Linked DNA regions of Mus musculus: all the other regions are linked to region 6. Evidence: chromatin loops called from intact Hi-C (ENCODE). Cell type or tissue: left cerebral cortex. All regions are shown on one strand.

Region 1 (4,000 bases), 170 kb after region 6:
TACCTACACACAGCAGGATGGCATGGACTATTGGCTACTCCGATACTGCAAAGGCCTTCATTTCTTTTTCCTTTCTTGAAAGGGGCTTTCATGGATCTTAAACTGGCCTCCAACTTACTATGCAGCTGGAGAATGGCCTTGAACATATGATTCTCTCTGCTCCTCTTCCAGGCTCGCGCCACCATGTCTTGTTTACACGGGGCTAGAGAGCAAACCCAAGATTTTATACTTACCTGGCAAGCACCAGTCCCTACTACAGGGACCCATTTCAGCACCTGAATTTCTCAGTTAATGGCTGAGCGCTGGTGACATCTTAACTGAAACCGAGGCTATAGCATGACCAGGGTGGCACATGTCAGCAAAAGGCCTCAAAGAGATGCGCTCCAAGTGTAGCCTGAAGCTGTGTGGGGTGTGGAGGGAGGATTAATGGAGTGCAGAAGAGAGAGGAAAGAGAAGGCAAGCAGAAAAGATGCTGATAGGTAAAGGAAGGAGAGGGGTCAAGACAGAAACCATTGTTTGAAAAGAGAGGAGGCAAAGAAACAAAGGACAGATGCCTAGTAGCAGGTGGGTAGAAACAGGAGGAACTGCCTGAGGAAGGGCTGGCCTGGGTCTGGGTCCGTTCCACTTCCTACACAGGAAGAGGCATCATTGCCCTGTTCTCTGAGTCGGACCTCCCTGCAGAGTAAGCCCTTACTTACTCAGAGAGGGAGGCAGACACACCTCCCTCACCATAAAACCAAGGAGAGAACAGGAACCAGGACAGACAGGCAGCAAGGACAGTCAGACACAGAAGTTCTTGGCTGGCTAGAGCCCTCTCATAGACAGTCATGCTGCAGCAGGGCCTCTGCCCTTGACCCAGGACTCTAAACTCAATGGTGCACATAGGCACCAAGGGGCCCACCCCAAAGGTGTCTAGTACTGTATCTCTGAAACCTCAGTCTGTTGTACGTGTGTGTGTGTGTGTGTGTATGCGCGCGCATGCGCGTGCATGTATGAACATCAATATAATTACTGCTTCTACCCTGAAGAATTTGATTCTGTTTCTCCATCTTAGAAACACTCTAGTCACGCTCCGTAGCCAAGCTCTAGTGCATGGTGAATGAGACATTGCCTGCCCCTGGTGCTGTGTATTGTACAGCACAGCCTGCCACACTGTATGGTAGAGGACACAGTGACTGTGCATGGTGCTGTGTATTGTACAGCAAGCATGCCTGTGCACAGTGCTGTGTTGGACAGCAAAGCCAGTCACACTATACATTGTGCGCAAAAGCTTTTTGGCTTGCTGAAGCATTCCTGATGTGTTTAACCGCAGTTCCACCCCAACTCACCTCCTCCCTCAGCCCGTCTGGTTTCACCTCACCAGTGCATTCACACATCTCCATACACTCTCTATCCCACTTGTACCATGACCTACAAGTCACACCACCCACCTCCAACCCAGCCCCCTCCACCACCTCTCTACCCTCCCCACCTCCACCTACCCTTTACCTTCTGCACCCTTCACTGCACCCTCCCCCACCCACCCACCTGCACCTTAATTCTGCCTGAGCCTGAGCACAGCTCTCATCTCCAGTAAAGAGCTGCTCCCAGCCTCTGGCAGACCATTGTACTTCCTGTTCTCAGTGGCACAGCCCTTATGCCACCGCATTCCAGTCTATGTTATCCTTTGTCCACCCACCCCACCTCCTGTCTCCTCTCCTGTCCACAGAGAGCTCAGGACAGAGACTCTACAAACACCATCAGAGAAGGGCACAGTGGCTTGCCTGCAGGGGGAGCCACAGAGCCACCAGCTCAGACAGGACCCACCAAGGTCCAGCCAGGACACCCCACCAAGAACTGGAGTAGTTTTCTTTTTTCTTCTCATCTTCCAGGTCATCTCCCTGCCCTGCACCAGCAATGCTTTTTGAGAAGAAAGAAATACCGAGTTAACATTCCTTAACAGCAGATGTGCCATCATGTAGAAAATAAAGCTCTCCCTCGGCGCTCTGCGTTGGTGTGCCTCAAACAGTTCATTCTGGAACCTGTCGGTTTCACATGCTCTCTGTTGCCATGGTAATGCTTCAGTTCGAGCTGGGAAACACTGGCACACATTACAAAGGATGGCCCTGAGCCTTGCTCAAAAGTCCTCAAACTGAAATGGAGCCTTTACATGGAAGGCTGAGGCCTCTAATTCAAATGTTGGCTGACAGTGGCAAGCTCAAGGCAAACAGGTGCACACAGAGCTGAAAAGCTGTGGCTTCAGGACTTTTATTTGTCAAAGAACCATTGACCCCATTGCTGGAAATGTTTTCAAGACAGGGTATCTTTCTGCAGCCCAGTCTGGGTTGGAACTCACTATGTAGCCCAGACTGGCTGCAGGCTCTGAACACACTCTCTCTGCCTTTGCCCTACTAGTGCTAGAATTATAGACATGAACCACCATACCCAAACTTAGAAAAGATTTTAACACCTGCTTTGCCCTCTCTGCTTTCAGGCAAGAGGCACTTTATCTCACTATAATGACTTAAGGACCCAGAATCCATAAACATATCTAAATGAAGTCCTTGTGAGCACAGCACAGTAATGCCAGCTCATGGGCATCAGGCTTGGGACCCTGCTTCTCATGAGCTCTCACTAGCATGCCAAGTGTGTGTTCTCTCCCATGTGGAATGATCTCCAGGAATCTCCAAGGACAGCCAAGGAAAGGATAGATGGATGGATAGATAGATAGATAGATAGATAGATAGATAGATAGATAGATGAGAGCTGAGTAGATAGAATGCCAATACACTATGAATCTTGTTAGGTATGGAAGCATAGTCACATTTAAACCTTTTAGTTTTAAAGACACAGACAAAAGCATCTACAGGTGAAACAGGTGTCCGTTATTGACAGTGGTAAGCAGATAGGAGAATCTGATAACATATTGATAATTGTAGGTAAGGATAATGATTAGATTGGTTAATTGTGGTGTCTGTGCCTCTTCAAGTACATTTAAATTTTAAATTTTTTCATAACAAAATTTAAAAGAAAGATAGGAGACACATTAACAAAACCAAATTAAGACTTAGGGACTGTGGAGGAAGAGGGAGTAGAAAGACCTTAAAAACCAGAGATCAAAAAGGACTCTGGTGAAACAGTATTTTTTGGACATAAAAATACCACAGGACTCATGAACTCACAGCACATGTGGCTGTCCGCACAAGACCTGTACAAGAACAAGCCAGTCTGCAAGCTCACAACCTCCCACCTGTAGCTATGGAGCTATTGGCAGTTAATGGCTCCTTGGGAAGGCAGACTCAGTTTTCCTTAAGGGTGTATCTTCTGGTAGGTCCACAACTCTCCAGTGGGTGACCTCAAACCTATGTGAATATAGGGAGCACACACTGGATTCAGTGGGTCAGAGGAGGAGAAAAGGAGGAAAGGAGAGGAAGAGAAGGAAGAGGAGGAGAGGGAGGAGGAGAAACCCATATAAACAAGACTGGATCAGTAGCAGTATTAATGGACATATCAGTGTAAAAGGAAGAAAATTTCACAGGGTTCCACCCCTAGGCAAAGAACTGTAGGCAATTGGGCAATTCTTGACAGCTGGGATGAAAATTAGCCTTTCCAGCAATGAGTGCTTTTATTGGTTGTTCAATACAGAGTGATCAGCCTTGAAACCATATACATACAAGCATCAATGTGCGTGTGTGTGTGTACACAGATGTATATATGCACACACACACACACACACACACACACACACACACACACACACAATATAACCAGAGAGAAAGAGGCGATCATCTTGAGAGTGGGAGGGCATGGGAGGGATTTGAGGAGGATATCTAGAAGAGACTTGAGGGAGGAAAAGAAAAGGGGAAGCTGTATAATTCTATTTCAACTAAACACATTTTTTAAAAATATAAATTTCCCCATGCTTTTCTTGAATCTAATCCCTGGCTAACTCAGCCTTCCTACTTTTGTAACTAGATGCTGTAAACTAGTGGTGTTTAATACTGATTGTCAACTTGGTAGA
Region 2 (4,000 bases), 200 kb before region 6:
TGGCCATTGAATGGCCATGTGTTGTGTATAATAAATGTGTTCACATCAGCAAAGTAAATTCACAGGCTATTATAAAATTTGAAATAAGCTTGATAAGAATGGTCCAGGCTTAAAAGAAAAAGTATCTCCAAAAGAAGTATTGACAATTGAATACTAACTGGGTGCCTGAGAAGATGGTTCAGTGGGTAACGTGCTGGCTGTGCCTGAGAAGTATAGTGTAGCTCCCCAGGGCCTACATAAATGCTGAATGCTCTACGAGGCTAGCTACATTATCCTAAGCAGTAGCCTCTGAGTTCAAGTGAGAGATCTTGTGTTAACATATAATATGGAGTGCCATTAAAAAAAAATACACCTGAGACAAACCACTGGCTTTCATATGTATACACACACCCACAACACACTTGCACACATATCACATTATGCACAGACATTAAGAAAAAAAAAACCCTCTAAATGAGGCACAGTGACTCACAGAGACCAGCATCACCCCAGGGATGAATGGGACTTGCCTCCCACAAATCACAGTTTGTGTGTGTCCCTAGGGGAAACACTCAGAGTTGCTGGTAGTTCTGAAAATTAATGGATGATTTTAGCCCACAGGGAAACACAGAGGCAGCATCTCCCAGCATCTACTTAGCATTTACTTTTCCAAGTGACAGCCCTTCTCCATATTTCCTTCTTGTAATTGTTCAAAAGATACAAAGCCGAGAGCCCGCACTGTCGGTGCTGTAAACAGCCCGACGCCATGGGAAGCGAGCCACCCTGGCCGCTGATCCATACACAGCTGTGTTCTGAATGGGAATTCTCCTTGCATCTGCATCCTGCTTGACAGCAGCGCCTGGCAGGTTTTATGTGCAGCATTGGCCTTGAAATGCCATCACCCCCATTAAGTGAGCAGTGCAGAAAACATCGAGGGTCCTCAGGCTGAGAAGGGTGTTCAGGGCCAGGAGCTGAACATTCTTTGCTTCTCCCACATGGAAATATCCTTGTGCATTTTTAAATGTAACTCCGGTTGGCCCGCCTCCATCTCGAGTATAAAGCTTGTTCCAAGGATGAGACACACATGGTTCTTTCTCCCAATTTCTCATGCTGGAGTTATCCTTGGCATCAGTTCCAACATCCATCCCTCTCCCCAGTACAGCCCCCAGATCAAGGACCTGCAATCCCCACACTATATATCACAGAAATATGACCTCTCTGTTTTTAGTGCAGAGGCATTGGAAGTGCACCCTGCCAGGCAGCTGTGGTGGGGCAGTGAGGTGAGGGTATAGGGGGAAGGCATGGTGAAGGCTCTATCCCTTGCCAAATTTAAGGTGAACCTCCTCTTCTGGTCAGCTAGTGACAGCACCCATGGCAGGGACCTGATTCTCACCCCACACTGGCTTCCTGTCCTCCCCATCCTCCCTCTCCGCCACCTTCGATACCAGTGTCCTCCTGGGGCTGGAGGAGAGCACAAGGAGTCCTAGCCTTTTCCTTCCAGGCCCCAGTTAAACAAGCCCATCAGAGCCTTGAAAGCTCTCTCTGCCCTTCCTGCCTCTTCCTTTCATCTGAAGCCTGCTCCACCTCCTGGGCATCTGCAGAAGCCTCTCTGCTTCCTGGAGAAGCGAGCTGAGCTCTTTGTCCATTGGCTAACTTGTGCCTTGGTCAGAAAAAAAGATGGAGGCTCAGTGCAAGGCTCTGCCCTGTTTCCTGTACTCTCTGCCCTGCTCCCCTCTCACCCCACCAGGGCATATTGGCATATAACCACCCTTCCTTCAGTCTGCTCCTGTCATGGTGGATAGGCTGTTAATCCTTCAAAAATCCCACTGTGGGGTGTGTGTGTGTGTGTGTGTGTGTGTGTGTGTGTGTGTGTGTGTGTGTGGTCTCTGTGTGGCTACATTTTTATGTGTGGGCACATATGCATTCATATTAGGTCAGAATATAACCTTAGGTTTGGTTCTCAGAATGCTTACTGCTTTAAAAGCTTATTTTTACCCATGTATGTAAGGGATCTCTGTAAAAGTGTCTGCCACACAGTGTGGGTACCTGTAGAAGGCAGGAGTGAGCACTGGATCCCTTGGAGCTGGAAATAGTTGTGAATCACCCAGTTTGAATGCTGGGAACAGAACTCCATATTCTGGAAGAATAGCAAATGCTCTTTAACTGGCTGAGCCTTCTCTCTAGACACTCTCCTTGTTGCTCCTGTTCCTCCTCCTCCTCTTCCTCATACTTCTTGTTTGGTGTGTGTATTTGTTTTGTTTTGTTTGTGGGTGTTTTGTTTTATTTTGGTTTTGTTATGTTTTGTTTTGCTGAGTAGCTTATTGGCCCGGAGCTGGGCTTGCAAGCACATACCATCATGCCTGGCTTTTTTTTATATGGGTTTTGAGGTTGAAATTCAGGTCCTTATTCTTGCAAGGCAAGAACTTTATCTTCCAAGTCATGTCCCCATCTGGGTATTTGTCTTTTAAAAGCACAATGAAGGAGCTGTGTGTCTGGCACGGGTCTGTCCATCTGCATAGTCCTAAGAGAGGAAAGTTGTGAAGGTCTTATGGATGAAATGACGGTGAAGATGTTTAAGTCACTGTTCAAGGTCACTCAGCCTGGAAGCACAGCTCTGCTCAGTGCTGGCGACGCCTGGCCTTGACCTTGTCCTCCTGAGCCTACCGAGCCTCCCTCGGGGAGGGCAGGACAGCATGGCAGCAGCACTGAGCCCATTCAGAATCAGCCTCACCTTCACTGCTTCTTAGGATTCTCCAAATAGCCCACTGTGTTTATTTACAAACCCAGCACCCCTTAGATCCCAGCACTTATGTGGGCGGGGACCAGAAGTCTGTCTGTGTAACCAGACTCCAGGTGAGTCTACACATGTTAAAACTGGGAAAGCAAGGGAGAGAGAGAGAACAAAGGAGAGTGAGTGAGTGAGGGGGGAGCAAGAGAAAGGGGGAGGGAGTGGAGAGGGAGAAAGAGAGAGAAAAGTAAGAGGAGGAGGAGGAAAAATGCTATGCACTTTGCATCTGAAGTATCTCTGCCTTACCATGTGTAAATACTTACTCCAAAGCTACTGGCACTATTAGGGGATGTTAGAACCTTTAGAAAGGAAGGCCTGGTAGGGAGAAATTAGGTTGTTGGAGACTTAAATTTCTTCTCTCTCTCTCTCTCTCTCTCTCTCTCTCTCTCTCTCTCTCTCTCTCTCTCTCTCTGTGTGTGTGTGTGTGTGTGTGTGTGTGTGTGTGTGTGTGTGTGTGTGTGTGAGCAGCTGTGCTCTGCCCATCCTCCCTACCCTGATACCTCTGCACAAACCCACAGTAATGGGGCCAAAGAACCCTGAACTATACTCTATGAAACCATGGGTGGGAAGAAAATCTTTCCTCCTTTAATCTACTCAGGCATTTTACCACAGTAGTGGAAAGTTGAATAAGACAGTGGCATTTTCCATCTGTCATAGCATCACGAGCACGCATTTTCTGTCAGAACCCAACTTCCTCACAGGACAGAGCAGTACCGGAAGTCTTGGGGATGGTGACTGTCACTGGCAGAATAGAGGTGGGTTCACTGATCTGGGAATGCAGGCTGGAGTCTAAAGCCTGAGCCAGGGCAGTGACAGCAGGGCTCCTTTATTTTGTGAAGAACCCTAGATGTTGTTGGGGCTGAGTCCTGCCTACTTGGTCCCAGTGTAAAATGGCTGCTGTCTTTAGGAATGTGCTTCTTGGGTGGGCAGCCTACTGGCCCTGTGTCATCACTACCCTCAGTCAGAGAGACTGTGTACCTTAGCCACCTTCTCCTTCTTGTACTAGAGAATACCTCCAAGATCGAAACATTCTATCCTGTATGGGAGCTCCTTAAGCAGAAAGATAAACAACTCATAATAGCTTCAGGAAGTCCCTGAAACAGACCAAATTTACTAGGCCCTTTCCTGCCAGAGTATGCTATAGGAACAGAGCTGTAAATGAGTTCCAGAAAAGCTGAACTGAAAAAGACCTTTAGATAAACCAAGTTGCAAAGAAGACTGAGACCTGACCAA
Region 3 (4,000 bases), 140 kb before region 6:
CCATGTCCAGTCTGTACAGTGCTGAGAACTGAACCCCGGGCTTTCAGCATGCTAGCCAGGTACTCTACCCACTAAGCCACACATCTTTTCCTTTATTGAGATGAAATCCACTCTTTCAAGGTGAACAATTTGGTAGCGTTTAGTACATTCACAAAATTGTCTGACCAGATGGGTTATTTACTTACTTTTTATAGACAGGAGATAGAGAAAACAAAGGCCCCAAGAAATTAAAGGATGAGATTTGGGTTGTCACTCTGTCCCCCTCCCCCGGGGAACATCACCATCCCCACAGTGACAGGACTATGATTTGGGGGGCCATGAAGCTGGCAGGAACTCAGCGAGAGCCCAACTCCATGTCAGCCTCTGACTGGCATCCCCAACTCCATTTGACACCTAAGGTGGCAGCGCTGGCCCTTTGGGACTGCAGGTGTTCAGCTCACCGCCATCTTTCCTCTCACCTCGGGGTCTGCATCCGCACAGATGCCCTTGTCACCAGCCGACAACCATGAGCACAGGAGAGCCTGAGGAAGTGTCACATCCAGGCTTGGAGGAATGAGATAAAACGCAAGCAGCCAGGCCTACTGAATGAGGAACGCCCTGGGGAACCCAAGTCATGCCAGCAGTGCACCGGTGGAAAGCAGGGACTGCCACAGACCCAGGGAACCCAGGCTCCTGCCCAGCGTGTCTGCTGGGTGGGGTGGCTGAGATGCTGCCCTGTAGGACAGCCAGGCTCTGTGGGATGAACTGAGAGTGTCTCTGCAGTGGAGAGGGGGAAGCATTCACACCACATGTGCCACAATCTTACGGCTAAAAATAATGTCTGTAGCCAGCCCTGGCCTCGGGTTCTCGTCATGTGTCTAGTGTCTGAAAACGGATGTTGTTGCTCTCCTCTGTGCGTGCATGCATCCCTCCTCCTCAGTATGTGTGAGTGCTGTGTGCTGATGTCCGTGCTCTGCTTTCTGGGGGCTGGGGGGAAAATTTGTGTATCTGTATTTAGTGTAGTTTCTGAAGACAACAAAGACTGCAGCTTTATGGAGATGAGATATGCATACAGTGGGTGCCTACTTCTGTGTGCCTAGCACAGTGCACCTCCAGCCTCCTGGGTTCCTAGTCAGGAAGACAGGCATCCATGACCCCTATGGAGCTAACGCCAGAGGCTGCAGATCAGTTGCAGCTCAGAATAGAGGGGTGGGGGCTGGGTTCTGCCTGCACAAGCCTGGCTGCCAGGCATCTGCAGTCAGCATTCATTTCGCAGTGAGAGAGCTGAAGCTCCAGGGGTCATCTGGGAAGTGACAGGTGGAGATGTCCCAAGTGTAGGCTCTGGAGAGCCCTTGAGCCTTGGACTGTCTCAGCCCCTCCTCAGCCCTCACTTCCCTGGGTGAAGTCTCTGATATGACCCCTAGCTGGAGCAATGGAAAGGTAATTTTCCCCTGGAGCACTGGGAATGTGGTTTATGGCTGCTGCAGAGAGCACTCTCCTAGAGACTCTAAATTACCCAGCTAGCTGAAACATGCTTGCATGAATAATAGATCCAGCCCAGATGCAGAGCGCCTCTTGTGCAATTTCTCAAGGCGCCTCGAGACTCTCTCAAGGGTGCTTGCCGAGGTCACAGCCTACTTGAACTATTCCGGGCTGGGAGAAGCAGAAATCTGCAGGTGGGAAGACACCATTCCTCAGCAGTGTGGCCTCTTGCCTTTGTGAGGGAGGCAGGCTCCGAGGGGCCATGCCTGCAGGAAGAGGAAGGCTGCTGTCAGCTCCTGCTCTAGAATAGAGTGCTGCTGCCGGCTCTGTGATCGCCCGCTCCATTTAATCCTCCCCAATTAGCAAGGTGGGCACGTCCCGATGTCACAGCGTGGAAACGGCTAGAAACACAGAGCTCTTCCTGGCCCATGACTACGTGTCACAGCAGGTAAAGGGAGCTTTAAAATCTAAGAGCAAAATGCACGCCTTTCATGAGCGTTGCTCCCCAGGAAGGAGGGGGCTTTCCTCCTAGCCTCACACTGGGCTCAGCGACCTTGAGCATGTCACTGTCACCACAATGTCCCTGGATCACAGCGACCTTGATGTCACAGTGTGCAGGAGGTACCCACAGTGCGTCCCTGCTACATTCCTCTGATCTTGAAGAGAGGATGCTGTGCTCCCTCAACAGCATGTGACAGCCATTGTTCTGTTTCTGTGAAATCCGCAATAGCTTGGGGAGAGAACAAGAGACTGCACAAACAGGCACCTCACTCTCTAAACTTGGGGTGGCATGAGAATCCCACCTGTATTCATCCCTGGAGCAGAATAACAGCTCCCAATGATGCCCTGGTTCTCAGCCCTGTGTGCTTTGAATGTGTCTGTCAGTGGCAAAGGAGACTTTGCAGGTGTGATTGCATTGCAGATCCAGAGATGGGAAGATGAACTGAAGTGGGCCATGGCATTAAGGGTCATTTGAGAAAGGGAGTGTGGGGGTTGGAGTGAGAAGAAAGGGGATTATAGGAACAGTTTGAAGGATGTGACTCACCTGCCAAGGAAACCCATCAGCACCCAGGAGCCCTTCCACCCTAGTAGAAACCTTTCATGCCAGTTGTACTGCGCTGTTTCCCAGCATGCTGCATTTTCATAGGTGTGACACTTGCAAACGCTCACTCATATGCTCCCTGCACCATGCAGCACCATTCTTGCTTCTGATTATGCCAGTAGCCTTCACTGCACACCCTAAGAAGGGAAACATGGTGGTATTGCTGGCAGTCCCAGCCTGGCTAGCTGTTGGACATGTGTCTTAGTCAGGGTTTCTATTCCTGCACAAAACTTCATGACCAAGAAGCAAGTTGGGGAGGAAAGGGTTTTTTCAGCTTACACTTCCACACTGCGGCTCATCACCAAAGAAAGTCAGGACAGGAACTCACACAGGGCAGGAACCTGGAGGCAGGAACTGATGCAGAGACCATGGAGGAATGCTGCTTCCCGACTTGCTTCCCCTGGCTTGCTCAGCTTGCTTTCTTACAGAACCCAGGACTACCAGCCTAGGGATGGCACCACCCACAATGGACTGGGCCCTCCCCACTTGATCACTAGTTGAGAAAATGCCTTACAGCTGGATCTCATGGAGGCATTTCTCTGTGATAACTCCAGCTTGTGTCAAGTTGGCACATAAACCCAGCCAGTACAGCATGCTCACCCAGGGCTGGCTAAACAAGGAATTCTTGTTTCACTATTCTCCTTTCTGATTCCTACCTGTGAAGGCAGAAGCTGAAGACACAGGGCCATAGAAAGGGCTCCATTAAAGCCATCTAGGATGGGATCAGGTTTCTTTTGGGATATCTAGGAGTAAAAGATGCTTCATGTTCTGGGGTTTAGTACCCACTCACATTCCTGGTTTCTATGGAAATTATTGTTTGGGGCAGATAGTCCCCACAAAGGCAGCTGCATTTTCTCCCATCCACCATGCTGAATTGTCAGTCCTCACAGCCTGTGTGCATGCCCCTCCTTGCCAACAGCCCTAAGCCCTGCAGTGTTATCCCAACTCAGGACACAGAGGGTACCCTTCCACCTGTGCTGACCCAGGGCACACTCAAGAAAATTCTGGAACTTAGTGAATGTAACATAAGAGAAAGACACAGGACAGCTGAGATAGGTTTGTGGTAGGGAAGTAGGAATACAGATGCCAAGTCTGTGTTGGCTAGTTTTTTGCCAACTCGACACAAGCTATAGCCATTTTGGAAGAGGGAATCTGAATTGAGAAAATGCTCCTAACAAGACTGGCCTACAGGTAAGTGTGTGGTGCCTTTTCTTGATTGATGGTTGATGGTTAGATCCAGCTCGCCATAGGTGGTGACACCCTTGGTCAGGTGGTCATTGGTGGTGTAAGAAATGGTGAGCAAGTTATAAGTGAGCAAGCACTCTTCCATGGTCTATGCATCAGTGTCTGCCCTGAGTTCCTTCCCTGCATCCCCTAGATGGTGGACTACAAGTTGTAGGATGAAAAGTTGCTTTTGTTCATGATAAGCAGTAGAAA
Region 4 (4,000 bases), 270 kb after region 6:
CTCAGATGGCACAGGCTGCTTTGGTTTTCAGCCCCCAAAGCTGCCAGCTGGTTGCATCCTTTTCTGAAGCTTGGCCACTCTTGCACCTACTTTAGCAATGTGTGCTCCTGCACCTACCTTGTTATTCATCCTACTACCCACTAGCACCTACTCGGTATCTACGCTAGTATCTACTCCCAGTGCCTACCTACCTCAGCATCTACCTTAGTACCTAGCCTAAAATCTATACCCCAGTACCTACCCTAATATACCTCAGTACCCACCCCAGAACCTACTTTATTATCTATGTTAGTAACTGCCTGAATACTTACACTAGTACTCACCCTAATATCTATACCCCAGTACCTACCCTAATATACCTCAGTACCCACCCCAGAACCTACTTTATTATCTATGTTAGTAACTGCCTGAATACTTACACTAGTACTCACCCTAATATCTATACCCCAGTACCTACTCTGCTCCAGCTTTTTACAAAAATACAGCAAAAAAGGAAGTTCCCTGTTAAGAGTGCCAGGTTTGCCTCCAGGATGCACTGCCCACATGCTGCTGCCCCTACAAAATGCAAGCAGTATATCCCAACACCTATCTCAGTACCTACTTTATTATCCATACGCAGTACCTGCCTAAATATCTACCCCAGAATCTACCCTAATGTACCCCAGTGCATCCCCCCAACAGCTACCCTAATACCTATACTCCCGTATCTACTCTAGTATACCTGATGCATATGCTGCAGTATCCACCCCACTCAGAACCTGCTCCTATGCCCCTTGAGTCCCCGAAAGGCCAGCAGCCAAGACATGGAAAAGCACTGAGCCTTAGGGTCGAGCAGGCTGGCTGCTGCTGCTGTGCCTTAGCTGACCTCAAACCCCTGGAGCTTCACCAGTAAAGGCTAGAAGACTGCTGCCGAGAACACCCTGAGACCAACAGGAATCAGGAAATGACCATTCAGGTGAACGCAGTGGGGACTCCACAGTCAGACGGGCTGAAGGCAACAGTATAACCTGGGTACCTCAAGGCCATGCAGCTGTCCTGACCAGCACTGGGACAGTGCTGAGTGACTGGCATTGTGTGCTTGCTGGTACCTCAGGAGTGCAGAGCACCAAGGGTGAGCTCATGTGCCACAGCATCACTTACCATGACAGCTGGGCATGGATCACTAGGTGCAACTGTCACACAGCAAGAAGAGATGAGAGAGGTGAGCTGCAGGTGGGGTGATTTGCCCAAGTGCTCGTAGCTCCAGCTCTCTGTGTAATTGGTCTGGAAGGCTTTTAACAATTATTGATAGCTGCAGACCTCAAGAGTAGCTCAGTTATTTTCTGCATCGAAGCAGCGACCAAGCCAGCCCAGCAAGTACAGCCCCTTAAATTCTGAGACCATGGTGGGGGTTGGTGGGTGTCCTGACAAATGCGTGCTCGGTCACACACAGCTATTTTGCACAGCACTACACAGGACCAGAGGGTGGTCTGCACTGACCTTGGGGAACCCTGACCAATGTGGGCCTCCGTGGCATTTGTGTCGAAGGGCAATGCCCCCACAAAAGCCATTCCTCAGCAGGCGATGAGGCACTGCACCAAGGAACTGCCAGGCATGAGCGGGAGGAACTAAGAATTATGACCACACCTGGTTTTAAATCACAGCTTGGCGACAGGCACTCCAACAGTGATCCATGAGCTGCGGCACAGGTCTGCATGGCATGGCCTGTGGTTAATCTGTGTGAGCTGGTGACCTGGATAGAGGCAGGGTGCTGCCTCCTCTGCTGAGCTGCTGCTGGAGCTGTAGGACTGGCTCTGCTCAGGAGAGAACTAAGACACGGATGTCCTTCCATGGTAACCTCATGATGCTTTCTTTGCAACAAAAGCCAACAATCAGAATCAGATGCTTAAGGTCTAGGAGATCAGTGCAGGCCTATCCTGACAGCCCTGCCTATGGGGGCACTGAGGCTGGCCATGTAGTTGGCTCTGATGGGCAGGCAGCGTGGTGCTATATGGTCAAGGAGCTCACTCAGACTGTTTCACCATGCCTGGCACGCCCACAGTTGTCACCCAAGAGCCAAAGTGCATCCTGGCCACGTGTGTGCCTGTCACAGGCTGTTGTCTCCTTCGGCGGAGGCAAACACCCAAGTGAACAGAACGGGGACTGTGATTTCATTTCACAAGCAAGGAGACGCCTCCTACGCATCTCTGAGCTTATCTGAGCGGCAGGCTCCAGACCAGCAAATTGCCGCCCACCTACACACTCTGCACTTCCTCGGGGACTGAGTGAGAAGGCTCTTTGAGAAACAGATTCGGGATCTGCTCTTCCTCCAGGATGATGTTCATTCCTCTTGGGGAAGCTCATCAACTTCTATATACTGAGGAAGGGCTGGGGGCCTCTGGCATCAACTATTCAAACATCCCTAGGAGAGGGAGCCCACCTGTGCATCTTATAAGCCTCTCAAACTTCCCTGAAGGGGATGGCTTGCCCCTTCCCCACCAGTGCCACCAGCAAGCACACCACAGATAATGATTCACTATTCCTCCACTCTCCTACCCAGCTCTGTACCTCTGCCTGTGCACCCTATAAGCCGGGCACCACGCTGCTAGCAATATCCCTTAGTCCAGGCGACATCTGAATGTGCTTTAAGATAACTTTTAGCAACCTGACCCAGAGCAGAACACCCAAGCTTCCCAGTTGCTCCTGTGGCCCATCTTAAGTCCACACTGGTACAGGGCCCTGCCTGGGTGTGTATCTCAGCTCCCAGGTGCCTCCCACCCTGTTGCCTGTGTGTATGAAGGATGATGCAGTATTGGCCAAATGAGTCTGGCTGACCTTTCAAATCACGCTCCTCTCCTCCACCCTAAACTTCTTTTATCCATTATTTACTCACTTTACATCCTGACCACAGCTTCCACTCTGTCCTCTCCTCCCAGTCCCACTCTCATACTCCTCCCCCACCTCCAATCCCCCTCCTCAGGGCTCTGTTGACACAAACCTGCTGTTTGCCTCCCAGCCTCAGTAGCCTCAGCAACAGTCCATCAGGTACCACTGAGGCCTGCCTCACTAAAGGCATCCACATTGTTCTTACTTAGTCTAGCAGAGCCCAGTGTCCCTCAGTCTGGTAGGCTCAGGCCTCTGAGGGCATCTGTGAGCAAGGTGTACACAGCAGCTTCAGCATAGGCCCTCATGCCAGCTTCCATCTGAAACCCTTAAGTGCAATGCCATCATGGTTGACAGATGAACCTCTTACGTAGATAAAGACACCCAAACCTAAGGGTTATGGAACCCATATTGCTGCCCTGAGAAGCGGCATGCCCACCCCTCTCCCAGCAGAGACCCGATGAGCCAGCCTAAAATCCCACACACCAGGTCTTGTTCAGATTCATTCATGCTGGCCCTACTTTCCTCTCTTACGCCCTGGCCCAGAAGACTCCCTCCATTGACTGACTCTTCTTGGTTCTTCCTGACCACTCCCTTTTCTGTGATGGATGGCTACTGCCCTGACCTGCAGAAGCTCTGGTCCCAGAGATGACAGATACGGTACATGGCTTGTCTTCCTCTCCCTTTCCCAGCATGGGACATCAGAAGCTCTGGGCAGGGCTGTGTGGGGGAAAGGCTTTCCCGACAAGGAGACACTGGTCTTGGGGACAGAATTCAGAGGCACTCTTGTAGATCTGTCTGTGATAGTGAGGAGACCAGGGAAGCTGGTGTGGTGTGTGTGTTTGTGTCTGTGTTGGGAAGGCTTTGGCGGGGGGGCTCAGATGTGGATGAAGGGGTCTGTATGCCCTGGAGAGGCCTCAGGGTCCCTTGGTACCTACTGAGTATCAGACCCTCACCCAACAGTATCCTCTCTGCTCCAGATGGGAACCACAGAGTTGGAGATCCTCAAAATGTCAATCATTGAAGAAGACATTTTATACTTTATGAAACTAGATGAAGAAAGATGGCCAAGGTCAGGCCTTCATGGACCTAGCAGCTGACCAAACAGATACCCAACTGCCACACTTCACCCCTGCCC
Region 5 (4,000 bases), 390 kb before region 6:
TCTGACAAGCAATTGTTCCCACGGCAGCCACCCCTGCCTTCCATCTTAGGGACTCACCCAGAAAATTCTCCAGCCTGCTCCGCGACTACAAAACTCTTCTAATGCTTTTGAACGCCCACCATTTGTTCTCCATTCATCCAATCAACTTCGAACCGCACATCTTCTCTCTATCGGCGCGCAGACACGGGGCCACTTCTCATCTGTATGCTAATTATTTTGCCACATGGACAAAAGTAATAATGCTTTCAGACAGGAAACTAACAGGCCTGAAGTCGAAGATGGAAATTAATAAGTTGACACCACTAAACGCCGGGGAAGACGGGCATGCGTGCAGAGCCCTGCCTGGTGGATGCGGCGCAGCCTCCATCAGCAGGCAGCAGACAGACGGCCCTGGGCCGCCAGCACTGCCCAAGCTGCGAGCATCAGGCACAGGTTTCCTTAGAGACCACATCGCTGCCGCAGAGGCCCACCGGGAGCATCCTGCTGACTTACCCTGCTCGGGCGGGCTGCTGTCCTTTAAGCAATACAAAACGCAGCCATTTCCTCAATCCCTAACTTCATCACTGATCTAGATGTTTCTCAACCTAACAGCTGTGAGTTAAAACCAGTAATTTCTAGCCTTCCTGTTTACTAGGCTTTCAGTAGTCAGGCAAGATTGGGATGTGTGCTGTGTGCTTCCTACACTGTACCCACAGGCCTCTAAATCTCTAGAGCGGAGTGTGTGATGTGCAGTGCTGTATTTAATGTAATAGATGAGAACTGTAAATACGCAGGCTTACTGTTGGCTGCTACCCGCTAGGTGATGTATCTCAGAAAATCTCCCCTATCGTTGACGTTATGGTAAATGCATACAGTGGCTTAAGAAACCTCAGCAAAGTCAGCAGAGCCTTGGTGTTTTCACGGGAACTACAGCTACACATCATAACAAAACAAAAAGGCATTGGGACCTCCCCTGGCAGCTCTTAAGACTGGAGAGCGGGCACCAGAGAGTTAACTGAAGGGTTCCCACCATCTCCCTGGCTTCTCAGCCACACTACAGTATCCCATCCGGTACAAGCTCCTTTTCTCATCTTCCTTTAAAACAAGAGACAGAACTATTCTCTGAGTAACTTTTAGCTCATGATACCAGCATTTGAAAAGGAGAAAACAGAAAAAGTTTATTTTAAAAAAGAGCAGACCCAGTAAGATGCCAGAAACACAAAAGAGGGCATAGCTATATGACTTTCTGTGCCATTTGGGGTTTTTGTTTGTTTGTTTGTTTGTTTGCTTGTTTATTTGGGTTTTTTGTTTTGTTTTGTTCCCCCCACCCCAAGGTGCTGATTCTATAAATAGCCTCTTAGGGCAAGCAACAAATGCTTTTCTGTGGTAGTAGTTGTCCCCTTCCCTCACCAGCCTCTTAGTAGAGCACACTAAATCATCAAGGTACCTCCCCTGTCCTGGAAGCTAGCTTTGACTATCCAGACTCCTGATGAGAACAACTCTGGGAGATTGCAGACAAGCAGCCCATAGGCATGTTCATCTGAGGGGCAGCTGTAGCCGAGAGGGTTCCATCGCTGGCCCTCTGTACCCTGAATCATGCCATCCTGTCATAGTGTGTAACCAAACAAGAGTGGACGGTGGCCAGGCAGGTGGAGAAATGGCTGTGGGAACTACTTAAGAGACCATCTGAGATCACTCAGAGGAGTTGGAAGCTGCGGCAGCCAGGCAAATAAGCAACCACATGTCACCTTTAAAGGAAAGGGAAGAGGTACCTCTCGGCAGATGAGTTGGTGGCCATCAGCAAGTCCTCCTCAGCAGTCTGTCTCACTCACGCAGCTCCTCAACTGCCATGGAGAGCCCCAGGCACGTGTGGTCACAGATCCCTCCGTGTTTGCATTCCCTCCACCCCTCCCATCAGGACCCGCACCGTCAGCCCTGTGCACAGGAGTGCGAAGCAGAGCCCACAGCTCAGCCACTGGGGGCCTCCATAGGCACAGTGCGGACTGGTTTCTGAGGGAGACTGACAGCAGTCCCAAGGTCCCAGGAACACCCTCTTCTTGCTCTCAGAGGTAATTCCTCTGAAGAGCATCTGCCTGGCGCGTGGTTACTACACAGGGTACTGCCTGCTCCCTCTCCAATGCCCTGACAGAAACCACAGCTCTCCACAAGGAGGCTTGCTGGGGACACCCAGTGTCCCTCCATCTTCCCATAGACAATGCCTTGTCCACTGCCATCAGAATGCCTCCCTCCCCTTCTTTACCCCCCACCCTGGTAATCCCCACACGGGGGGCTTTTTCTTTCATCCGGAGCTATAGCATTCACATTTCCTTCCTACCCAGCAGCCTGAGGCAGCAATGCTGGCCAGTATCTTCTCATACAATAAGCGCTTATACAATCTCTCTAGTTTTCTAACACCTGGATTACATTTTCTCTGCCATCTCTGATTACTTCTGCAGATACCCTGAGGGCTCATTAGGCCATCAAAGCTTAAAAAAAACAAAAAACAAAAACAAAAAACAAAACAAATCACTTTCATTGTGAAAACGTTCCCAGAAAAGTCATTGTGTATGCTAGAACAATGCAGATATGGAAGAGGCAGAGACAGAAGAGAGTGGTAGAGAGACAAACAGGGGCAAAGTTAGAGAGGCCAGGGGGCCAGGAGAGGCAGGGAGAGGGGGAAGGAGAAAGGAAGAGAGCACAAAGATACTTCAGACCCTTCAGACCGAGTCACATGGCACTGAAACATAGCCTACTGATGGAAAAATGTACAGTTGTTTCTACTTGTGCAAATTATAACTGTTTTAGGCAATATATTCATATATGGGATATGCCAACTTAAAATGTTTGTTAAAAATATTAGCTGTATATGTTATTTAGATATCACCCCTGCACACACACACACACACACACCAGAACAAAACACATATACAGTACTTTATTCTTTAAGTCCACAGCATCAGCTGTCTTTAGTTTGGACTACACATAGAAGGGTGTCAGTTGAGACATTGTATTTTGCAGTGGGGCTGGAACTTAGCTTAGTGAGAAACAGGTTAATGTTTTGCAAGTTTTTGTTCAAGTTCACCTCCCATTACTTTTGTCAGGGGATGCTACGAAATTTTAAAAGAAGAGAGAGAGAGAGAGAGAGAGAGAGAGAGAGAGAGAGAGAGAGAGAGAGAGAGAGAGAGAGAGAGAGAGAGATTCTTTAAGACAGGGAAAGGAGGAATACTGCAGTGAGCTCAGCTATGGAGGGATCCTCCTGAGAGCAGGGTAGCCTGAGCTTCCCTCACCGCCACTCACTTGCGACCTCAACAGTATTCTGGGGGACTCTTCAGACTTTATTGTCAAATATTAGATGCATTTGAAAAACTAGTTATTGATTAGAAAACATGGCCCTTGAAGAAAATGGGCAAGCAGTTGAGTTCAAGTTCAGGGCAGAGAGGTCCCTACCGAGGGAGCCTCATTATTTCCTCTTGTTCCAAAAAGTGGATCTATTTTAAAGCACAAGAGTGACTAAAACCTTACGTTATTGTTTGTAATTTAAAATCTAGCCACTGAAATGCATAGCAAGTAAACTGTGTTAGAAGAGATAATATGCATTTTTGAAACAACAGGTCTCCATAGAATTAGACTGTCTTACAGGTTGACATGGGATGTCTGGCTTAGACATACGACATTTAAAATATTATTTTATTAGCAAATATAATTTCCTCAGATATAACTGCCTTTTTGAACGTGGTACATGTGCTGCATTTCTACATAGAACAAACAATGCAAATGAATATTCAAATTTTAAATCCATTATTTTTTAATCTATGTATAATGGTAACAAATAGAAAACTTTGAAAGATCTTTAATACTGCAAAATAACTTTTATTTACATTTATTTTTGATAGTTGGTAAAGGAAGTGAACAGATATCATCAGAGAGTGGGATAGTTTATAACAATTAATAAAAGCCAAAAAAATTTAAAGAGTTAAAAATTAAATTAAACCAGGTAGAAAACATTGCAGGAATAATAAAG
Region 6 (4,000 bases):
CATTGCCATCTTTCTGGCTTGTCTCGTAGTAAACGGCTTAGTGGGAGACCCCCAAACCACCACTGGTGGCCTTGCTATTGGCCACCAACTTCCAGTTTTCATCAACACAGAGGGGTACCATGGTATCCCCACTTTTACGTGCTTCTGTTGTGTTATGGCCTAGACCTAACCCTAAACTACCCTTGTGTTTACCCTTAATCTAACCCTAACCTTAACCCTTACACTTATCCTTACCATTTTCTTTACACTTACTCTTATTCTTAGCCCTACCCCTACAGCTACACTTAAAGCTGCGCCTACTCCTACAGAACCTCCCAGGGTCTGTCTCCAAATACTCAAGAATTATCATGTGAAAGATGTCTATGGATCTCAAATAACAACTGGTTTTGCCTTGTAAGGCCCCTGGTGAATCCAATCAAGGCATGCAGATTCAGCTACCTCAAGCCAACAGAGCTCCCTACAAAGAGGCCACCCCATTAACAGTTCTAGGGGTTACTCCCAGCCATATAAGCTCGGTAGCTTTAGACACAGACTTTTCCTCTCAGTTTCCTCTTCTGCCACGCAGGACAGATCTAGTGACAGGATGTGTGGTGTTTCAGGAGCTGCCGGGTAGCGGAGACAGGCTGAGGAGCCCTGAGCTGGAAGCCAGGCTGCTCTTTGGTTTTCTCCTGCAGACACCCGCCCACGCCTCTGCAGATCGCTCTCCTGGCCCCTTCACTAGTTGCCATGGGAAGATGAGAGCAGAAAGCTAAGCTCTGTAGGCAGGCGCATTACAGCAGCTTTTTGAGGTTCCAGTCCCCACAGAGGAGAACTCAGCAGGATGGAGGCTGGCTCAGTAGCACAGAGCCCCTGGCCAGGTCTACTCATATACAGCCTCTCTGTACATGCCTGGCCCCCCAGGTTTCAGCTCCCTCCTCAGTCAGGCATGATGTCTGGGCAGATTCACAAAGCTTGCTGTTCATACTTCTACTTTCTCATTACTTTTAATGTGTTTGTGTGTGTGTGTGCGCGCGTGCGCTCGTGCATGAATTTGTGGGGTGGGGATGCATGCACGTGAGTGTGCAGAGGCTAGAAAAGGACACTGGACATCTTCCTCATTCACTCTCCAACTTGAGATGGCTGTGTCACTAAATGGAAAGCTTACCACTTCAGCGAGGTGACTGACCAGCCAATGCCAAGAATATTCCTGGCTCTGCCCCCTTTCCCCCCCACCTCCCCGCATTAGGTTTGCAGGCATGCATAATCATAGCCAGCTTTTTATGGAAATGCTGGAGATTTAAATGTGGGTCCTCAGGTTTGTACAGAAAGTGTTTTACTCGGTGAGCCACTGCCCTACCTCCCACTCCCCATTTTCTCAATGCAAATCTCACTCCAGAAGATCTGAGACTGAGTACCAGGTCCATGTGGGATATGAAAGTGAGGAATTTGGCAGAGGAAAACCCAGCTCAGCCAAGGGCAGCCACAGTAGCAGCCTTCCCCAGGGGGTTTCTGCTAGCCACTGTACCAAAGTGTTCACATACATGGCCTCAACAAGCCAGGCATTATGAGCAGAATGCCCACATTGTGGAGCAATGATAAACTGAGGCTCCCACAAGTAAGAAATGAACCTCTGTCCATACAGCTGGGGCCATTCTCCATCCCATCCTCAGAGTACACACAACTCATGGATTGTGGTGTCACCCCAAGTTCAAGCCTCCATTTTGGAAGTTCCATTTCTACCCTATAACAAACCTTCCTTTATGTTATGGCTTCCAAACATTGCAGGTCTAGGTCCCTAGAAACCAAGGGAAATGGCCTCTGCAGATGGACCATGATGACAGAAATTGGAGGGATATAGATAGCTATAAGTCAAGATACGCTGACCGCCACAAGATAGTACAAGAAGCAGAAGGGTTCCAGTTCTGGTCTCCAGAAAGATCCTAAACAATGGAGCCAGCTGACCAAACCCAAGCTGAGCAGAAGACAGCGGCAACAGTAGCATCCTCTCCCCAGGGTGCGGCAGGCATGTCAGGCACTGTACCAAACTGCTTACAGCCACAGCCTCGTTAAACCAGATGGTTTTCTGTCCTTGGCTGACCTTGCGAACACACACCTGTAGTATGCAGAGCTGCAGGATGAGTCGCACTGAGGCCAAAGAAGAGAAGATGCACTCCACATGTCCACTGCTGTGTCCCTGGTCCACCTCCACCCACTCCTTTCACTGAGATGACAGGAGCTGGAAACAGAAGGGAAGCCCAGAATTTACCAGCTTCGGCTGCCTTCACGGCACATGGGATGAGCGAAGTGCCTCCCCCCACCCCAACCTGGCTGAGTATTCTATCCCTGCCAGATGCTCACACAGAGGCAGAAACCCCAGTGTCTCCAGGACACCATTCTTCACAAAGTGCCATGCCTCATTCTGCCCTCTTTGCTTCTTTCACCTCCTAGACACACGGACAGTACCACAGCTCCTAGCTCCACGCACATCTCAGTGTGGAAGTGGGATTCCCGTGGCTGTGGCTCAGGGAAACGCGGGACTCAATTATTTACTTGCCCCGTCCCTTTGCTTTCTTGTACTCAGCTCTGTGGAGCCCGGTCTCCAAAGATCCCCCTCTGCCTTGAAATGATAGACAGCAAGCCAGCAGTCAGCCTAGGACACTTTCTTGGGCTGTAAGCACCAAGCCCCATGCTCTCAGAATGCAGGCTGTCTCCAACAGACATAAAAGCAGCCTGGGTTTCTTTTTTTAATCGGTGAGAGCAGAGCTCGGCAGATTCACATTCTACCCACATCTAAGAGCAGGAGCCGGGCAGCTGCTCTCCGCAGCGGGAAGCTGGCAGAGTCCAGACGCAGACGTGTGCAGCCTCAGGCGGATGTCCAACTGTCCACAGAGCTCAGCTCCATCCACAGAGACAGAGAGACGGTGCTCCCAGCAGCCAAGCCTCCGCCCTCCTTCTGTGCGTGAGGGATGCCACTCCTGTGGAGGTTCACAATCTCGCCTTCACAGCACCTGTCACACAGGGCGTGACTGATGTCCACTGGCTTGTCTAAGCAGTGCAGAAACAAAAAAAATCCCCATTGTCTGATGGAATCTGTGGTTGCCAGCCAAAACATCAGAGATCATTCTCAAAACATTTCCTTCAGAGCTCTGCACCTATGTGCTAAACTTGGTACTCTGGTTTCCCTCTTGGATACCAGCAGTTCTAAGAGCCGGTGGTAAATCACAGGGTTTGGCCTTCAACACACTGAGCCTCGTTTCTGTTTTAGACAATGCCCCCATGAATGTCTGTTAGAGACTTGAGGCCTTTGTTGTTTAGAATTATTACGAGGGAAACTGGTCCATTTCACTCCGTGTGGAAGTAGGTGGCTGATAACAGCTTGAAGGACACAAGGCCATGGGGGGTGGGGGTGAGGGATACTGCTTAGACAAGCCAGGGGGCTTCAGTCATACCCTGCATGACAGGTGTTATGAGGGAGAGATTGTGAGGCTCCACAATGACAGCAGGAAGGGTTATCTAGAGGTCACTGGGCAAAACCTGCCTCTTTCAGAGAGCACACTTGGAAGGAACCTCAGGTCTCTGGTGTTTGGTGGAGATTAAGTAGAGGGAGAGAGGAGGGATAGAGGGATTGAGGGAGAAAGGAGGAGAGGGGGGAGGGAAGGACGGAGGGAGAGATGGAGGGAGGGATGGAGAGAGAGGGAAGGAGGGAGGGAGGGAGGGAAGGAGAGAGAGGGATGGAGAGAGGGATGGAGAGAAAGGGAAGGAGGGAGGGAAGGAAGGAGAGAGAGGGATGGAGAGAGGGGTGGAGAGAGGGAGAGAGAAGGAAGGAGAGAGGGACAGAGAGAGAGGAGCTAGGGAGGGAGGGAAAGAGGGAGCGAGAGAGGGAGGGAAGAAACAAGATGGGAGTGAGGAGATCAGCCAGGAAATACACTTAGGCACTAAGAATGGACTCAATGGCTCTTCCTGGCAGTGTCCACTGGGTTGGGACAGCTCAGCACAGCCTTCATGTTGGTTGGGATCCTGA
Region 7 (4,000 bases), 440 kb after region 6:
TGTCGTTGTAAAATTTCCACAGAAAACAGTTTATATTGCTGAATTTAATTGCACGGGCCTAGGTCTAAACAGTCTAATTAAAACTGCTCACTCCGCCCGAAAATGGGCGTTTTCCTCTGAACTCCATCCAGAAAATCTCACCTTTGTTCTGATTGTTTTACTGTGAGGGTCATTTTTTAATGATTGATGGATTTGACATCTGAAGGCAGTCTTTCCCACCAGACCCTCTTGTGAGGACCTCACCCCGAGCTGTGCACCTGAGGAGCCAGTGTGACTCGGGGAGCTCTGCCGGGCTGTCAGTCACTGAATTTCCAGTCCATTCTCCACGTGGGCCCTGCCAGCGGGTTTTCAGCTTCTCTCTCATTTCAAATACATCCCATGCCTGGCTTGCCTCCCGCCCTGGGCACGGGTGGCCTGCCACAGAGCTGGCGGCCTTGCTGCCAGCTGCAGGCAGGCACTGAAGCCGCCACGGAATCTGTCAGCAGCAGACGCCCAGAGCAGCGCTGTTAACACCTTCCGAGCTGTGGTGAGACGGCTCATCAGCTCATCCTCAGCCAAGGTCGTCCTGCTCTGACTGAGCGGCCGCCAGCGGGCAGGTTACCAAGGGGAAGAGCGTGCTCCTCGCTTTAGAGCGACTGGCAGCCCTCCACGTGGCCAGCTCCTTGGACCTGGCAGGAAAGTCTGTGACCACAGCCCAGCCATAGGACAGTGTGTTTCCTCTGCACCTCTGCAGACAGGTGACGTGTGACATTGGGTGTAGACAGGCTCTTGTAGTAGGTGACCTTGACACAGAAGAATGGGTTTCCTAAAACCTCTCCAGCTGTCCTCACAGCTCTTTCCGACTCTTGAACACATTACAGCTTTTAGAAGTTCTGTGTGAGATATTTGCACATGGTCTGTTGCCACAGGGCCACTTTGTTCCTGGTATCTTCCCACATCCACCTCCCTGGTGACATCATTGCAGAGCCTCCCCCACCTCCCCATGGGCTGCAGCCCTCAGCCAAGGAGGGGCCTGCTTCCTTCTGTCCCACCGCCCCCTGTGAGGCCTGCCTCTCCTCACTGCTGTGGCCTGTAGCAGCCTGAGAAGGCACCGGGAGCCTCCAGTCTCCTGAAGTCTCTGAGCCTTGGTTGCCTTCTTAGGCTTGCAGCACTGGTGGTGCCCAGCCACAGGCTGAAGATGCTCAGGGAGGAAGTCGCTGCTCAGCTGCAGTGCACTCAGCTTGCCTTTCTGAGAGACTCTGTTAGAAAATAGTGTAACAAAAAACGCTTTCCTTTGTTTTACTGCAGTAGTGACACCGCCAGCAATGTAGGCACAGGCACCAAACGTCTGCCTGTGACATCCTGTCACCCAAGGTTCTGAACGGGACGGATTATCATGTCTCAAAAATACTTTCTCCATGGATGTAATTTAAATTAAAAGTTTGATTTAATCTTGATTTTCATGAGTTAAAGAAATGCTGTAAGGAAAGTGGATGTGAGCACATGCAGTCTGCTGCCATCTAGTGGACACGACAAGTATTGCCACAGTAGCTGGGCTGCATAGCTGGGGCCTGTGTGCCAGCTAACAATGACCTAATTAATCAGCCTTTTAATGATAAGAAATTTGCTCATATGTTCTAGTTCTGAGAGTCCCACTATATATTTCCAGGAACACCCGCTTGCAAGACAAAGCCCTTCGTTCATAAATGTGATATCCTGAGGTTTCACAGTAGCCATAAGATACCTGGACAGTTTTCAGCTTCACGTCCTTATACCTCCCACACAGCATTGACTATTGTGGCTTCTCTTTTGTGGGGAAGAGCCTGCCACACACAGGGTGCCTCCTCTTTGCTTGGAAAACACTACATAAAGCCTTTGTTGGCAACAGAACAGCCATTAATACAATTTAGCAGTCTCTCAGCCAATGCAGTTTTTAGGTGCAAGTCAGGCAAGAATGCTTTTGCCCACATATGAGTGTTTGTATTTCTATTCAAGGGCAGGTCAGTGTAGTCAGAAGAGTAGAGCGGACACACTACAAGAAGCTGTTGTCAGCTGGCCTCCAGGTTCCCAGAATGAGTGATTTCATTGACTAACAGCCAACTAGGTGGCCGTCAGTGACAGCCCTGAACACTCCCTCTAACCGCCCCCAGGCTTGTTGACACATGCTGACACTGATGCCGATAGCACCTGCCTGACAACCCCTTCTCTGCTGCTGCTTTTTCGGATCAGTCCCAAACCTGTGGATCCACCCTGCCTCCTAGGAGAACTGTAAAATCCTATCAAAACTGAACCTGGTGGTACATACCTTTAACACCAACATGGGAGACAGAAACAGATGGATCTCTTGAGAGTTCAAGACCAACTGAGTCTCTATAGTTAGTTACAGGCTGTACAGAGCTATACCGTAAGACTCAGTCTCAAAAAAGTTATATATAATGGGTATATTTATAGCCTGTTTCTTTTCTGTTGGGCCATTCTCAGTAGCATGTACCCTTGACCCTAGGGCAAGTTTGAAAGGCAGCAATGCCAATCAAAAAAATCTAAGATCCTAGCAGGGCTTACTCCTGAGGCATACTGACCCTCCATGCCATGCACCCTGGCCCTCCATGAGCTGTCCATCAGAAGCATCATGAGCAGGGTGGAGCCTAGGTCACGATGGCCTGTGATCAGATGCAGTACTGTGACTCGGCACAGCCTGCCCTCTGCTCGGTGAAATAAAACGTAAGGGTACGTACCAGGTTGGAGGAGGAGACCAGGATGGACCTTAGGGGCCATGGGCTAGACCCTGGTCAGCCTGAGAGCAGGCCCTCAAGTCGCACAGGGTGGCGTGTCCGTGTCCCCTCAGCCATGACCCTGACTGCCCAAAGGCTGCCTTCTCCCCTGACACCTCATGGTGCATGCACACACACACACATCCACGTGCACCTGCTGGCACAATGAGAAATAAGGCCGGCTGGCCTTGGGCGGGGCCGCAGTGACAGGCAGCAAACGTGGTAGGAGAGGAAATCAAGGCATGTGTGGTCTGGCTCCTTGTGAGCATCAGGCCTTGAATAAAATTAGTTTTAACGAGCTGCACTTGAAGGTACCAGACTGGAGAGTCTTCTTTTTTTTTTACCCCTGCCAAACTGGAATTTTCCTTGTCGTCTGTCTCTATAACCTCCCAATTAGCAAGCTCAGTCGCTGTAGTCCCAGTTTAGAGGAAACTTAAAGTTTAGAGTAGAGAAGTGAAATACCTCCCAGAATCTTATGGTTAGGAGGAAATGAGCAGTGCCAGCCTTGGACTGGTCACCATGAGCTGTAACTGAGAGGAAACAAGTGCTTGGCACGGCTCTTGCCACAGTGTTTGCTCGGCTGCACGCTACAGAGGCTGGAGGAGGAGCTGACCTTTGAACCCTCTCACTGAACCCAACTCTCATACCTTTTTGTACTGTGGACCAAAAGTGGGAAGTGGATACTAGGTGGGTGGTAGAGAGACTTAGCCTCAAGGAGGGGCTGCAGGCAGGAGTGGTGTGAGGCTGCTGCTAGGAAGGTGCACAGAGCTGAAGCACTGAAGACAAAGCTCAATCTGCAGGATACAGACGCCAAGGCCACAGCGCCTTCAGTGCCTCTGGACACCTGCCTCTATAGAGCAGCAGTAACTACATGTCATTATAGGTCACAGTGACATCCATATGCCCTCACTGTCATAGTAAACTTGATTGGTGGGTCATTTCAATGCAGGTATTTTGCCTCAATATTGAGCACAGAAAAGTGAGACACTTTCAAAGTGTGGCTTATGTGTTTGAAGGATGAAATGGTGCAGAACTACGAGTCCTTACAACAGCTCTGCCAGAAAAGAGGGAGGGACCAAATACAGGGATCTCTGGCTTCTGCTTAGGAAGTGGGAGCAAAAAGCAGCCTTTGGGCCAGATGCTAGGTCCAGAGCCCTGTGGTAACAAGAGGATGTATGTCACACAGAATTCAGAGTCCTCAGTCCTACCACCATTGGTGGGAGGGGTCTAGCACTAGCCTGCTGCCCCCA

What was found. Hi-C counts contacts between places; a loop is a spot of excess contacts. Peaks named below come from ENCODE experiments on the same cell type or tissue, not always from the same donor. Only the 100,000 strongest peaks of a DNase experiment are listed, where the experiment ranks them.
Region 1: it touches region 6 in a loop (5-fold over the local background); 3 of 42 quality-filtered maps call a loop at or near these places.
Region 2: a loop joins it to region 6, with 2.7 times the contacts of the local background. A loop is called at or near these places in 2 of 42 quality-filtered maps.
Region 3: it touches region 6 in a loop (2.8-fold over the local background); 4 of 42 quality-filtered maps call a loop at or near these places.
Region 4: it touches region 6 in a loop (6-fold over the local background); 3 of 42 quality-filtered maps call a loop at or near these places.
Region 5: a loop joins it to region 6, with 7 times the contacts of the local background. A loop is called at or near these places in 6 of 42 quality-filtered maps.
Region 7: it touches region 6 in a loop (13-fold over the local background); 6 of 42 quality-filtered maps call a loop at or near these places.

What each region holds. Positions count from the first base shown.
Region 1 is chr12:28,972,715-28,976,714 of GRCm38, reverse strand. All of the region lies in intron 1 of Gm31508 (predicted gene, 31508), which reads right to left. Among named protein-coding and RNA genes, the nearest start is that of Gm31508, 64 kb to the right of the region's middle. In left cerebral cortex, a CTCF peak has its summit at 1,775 (motif pointing right); DNase peaks (open chromatin) are centred at 1,250 and 2,032; H3K27ac peaks cover 2,913 bases.
Region 2 is chr12:29,340,370-29,344,369 of GRCm38, reverse strand. No RefSeq gene overlaps it. Among named protein-coding and RNA genes, the nearest start is that of Gm31650, 97 kb to the left of the region's middle. In left cerebral cortex, CTCF peaks have their summits at 537 and 2,048; DNase peaks (open chromatin) are centred at 614, 1,016 and 2,068; H3K27ac peaks cover 252 bases.
Region 3 is chr12:29,277,873-29,281,872 of GRCm38, reverse strand. It overlaps Gm31569 (a long non-coding RNA gene), which reads right to left. Exons shown (of 4, transcript XR_381400.2): 4 at 3,155-4,000. Among named protein-coding and RNA genes, the nearest start is that of Gm31569, 74 kb to the right of the region's middle. In left cerebral cortex, no CTCF peak of the experiment used is centred here; DNase peaks (open chromatin) are centred at 835 and 1,583; H3K27ac peaks cover 2,156 bases.
Region 4 is chr12:28,870,650-28,874,649 of GRCm38, reverse strand. No RefSeq gene overlaps it. Among named protein-coding and RNA genes, the nearest start is that of Gm31508, 38 kb to the left of the region's middle. In left cerebral cortex, no CTCF peak of the experiment used is centred here; a DNase peak (open chromatin) is centred at 2,186; H3K27ac peaks cover 3,132 bases.
Region 5 is chr12:29,531,287-29,535,286 of GRCm38, reverse strand. All of the region lies in intron 1 of Myt1l (myelin transcription factor 1-like), which reads right to left. Among named protein-coding and RNA genes, the nearest start is that of Gm20208, 2.2 kb to the right of the region's middle. In left cerebral cortex, CTCF peaks have their summits at 800 and 2,135; DNase peaks (open chromatin) are centred at 241, 759 and 1,878; H3K4me3 peaks cover 3,883 bases; H3K27ac peaks cover 3,795 bases.
Region 6 is chr12:29,140,172-29,144,171 of GRCm38, reverse strand. It overlaps Gm31333 (predicted gene, 31333), which reads right to left and starts at 2,243. Exons shown (of 4, transcript NR_154987.1): 1 at 2,093-2,243. In left cerebral cortex, a CTCF peak has its summit at 1,982; DNase peaks (open chromatin) are centred at 693, 1,151, 2,145 and 2,798; H3K4me3 peaks cover 321 bases; H3K27ac peaks cover 3,783 bases.
Region 7 is chr12:28,697,359-28,701,358 of GRCm38, reverse strand. The region is part of intron 8 of Trappc12 (trafficking protein particle complex 12); the gene reads left to right. Among named protein-coding and RNA genes, the nearest start is that of Mir6937, 20 kb to the right of the region's middle. In left cerebral cortex, a CTCF peak has its summit at 1,513 (motif pointing left); DNase peaks (open chromatin) are centred at 993, 1,186, 1,499, 2,973 and 1 more place; H3K27ac peaks cover 3,741 bases.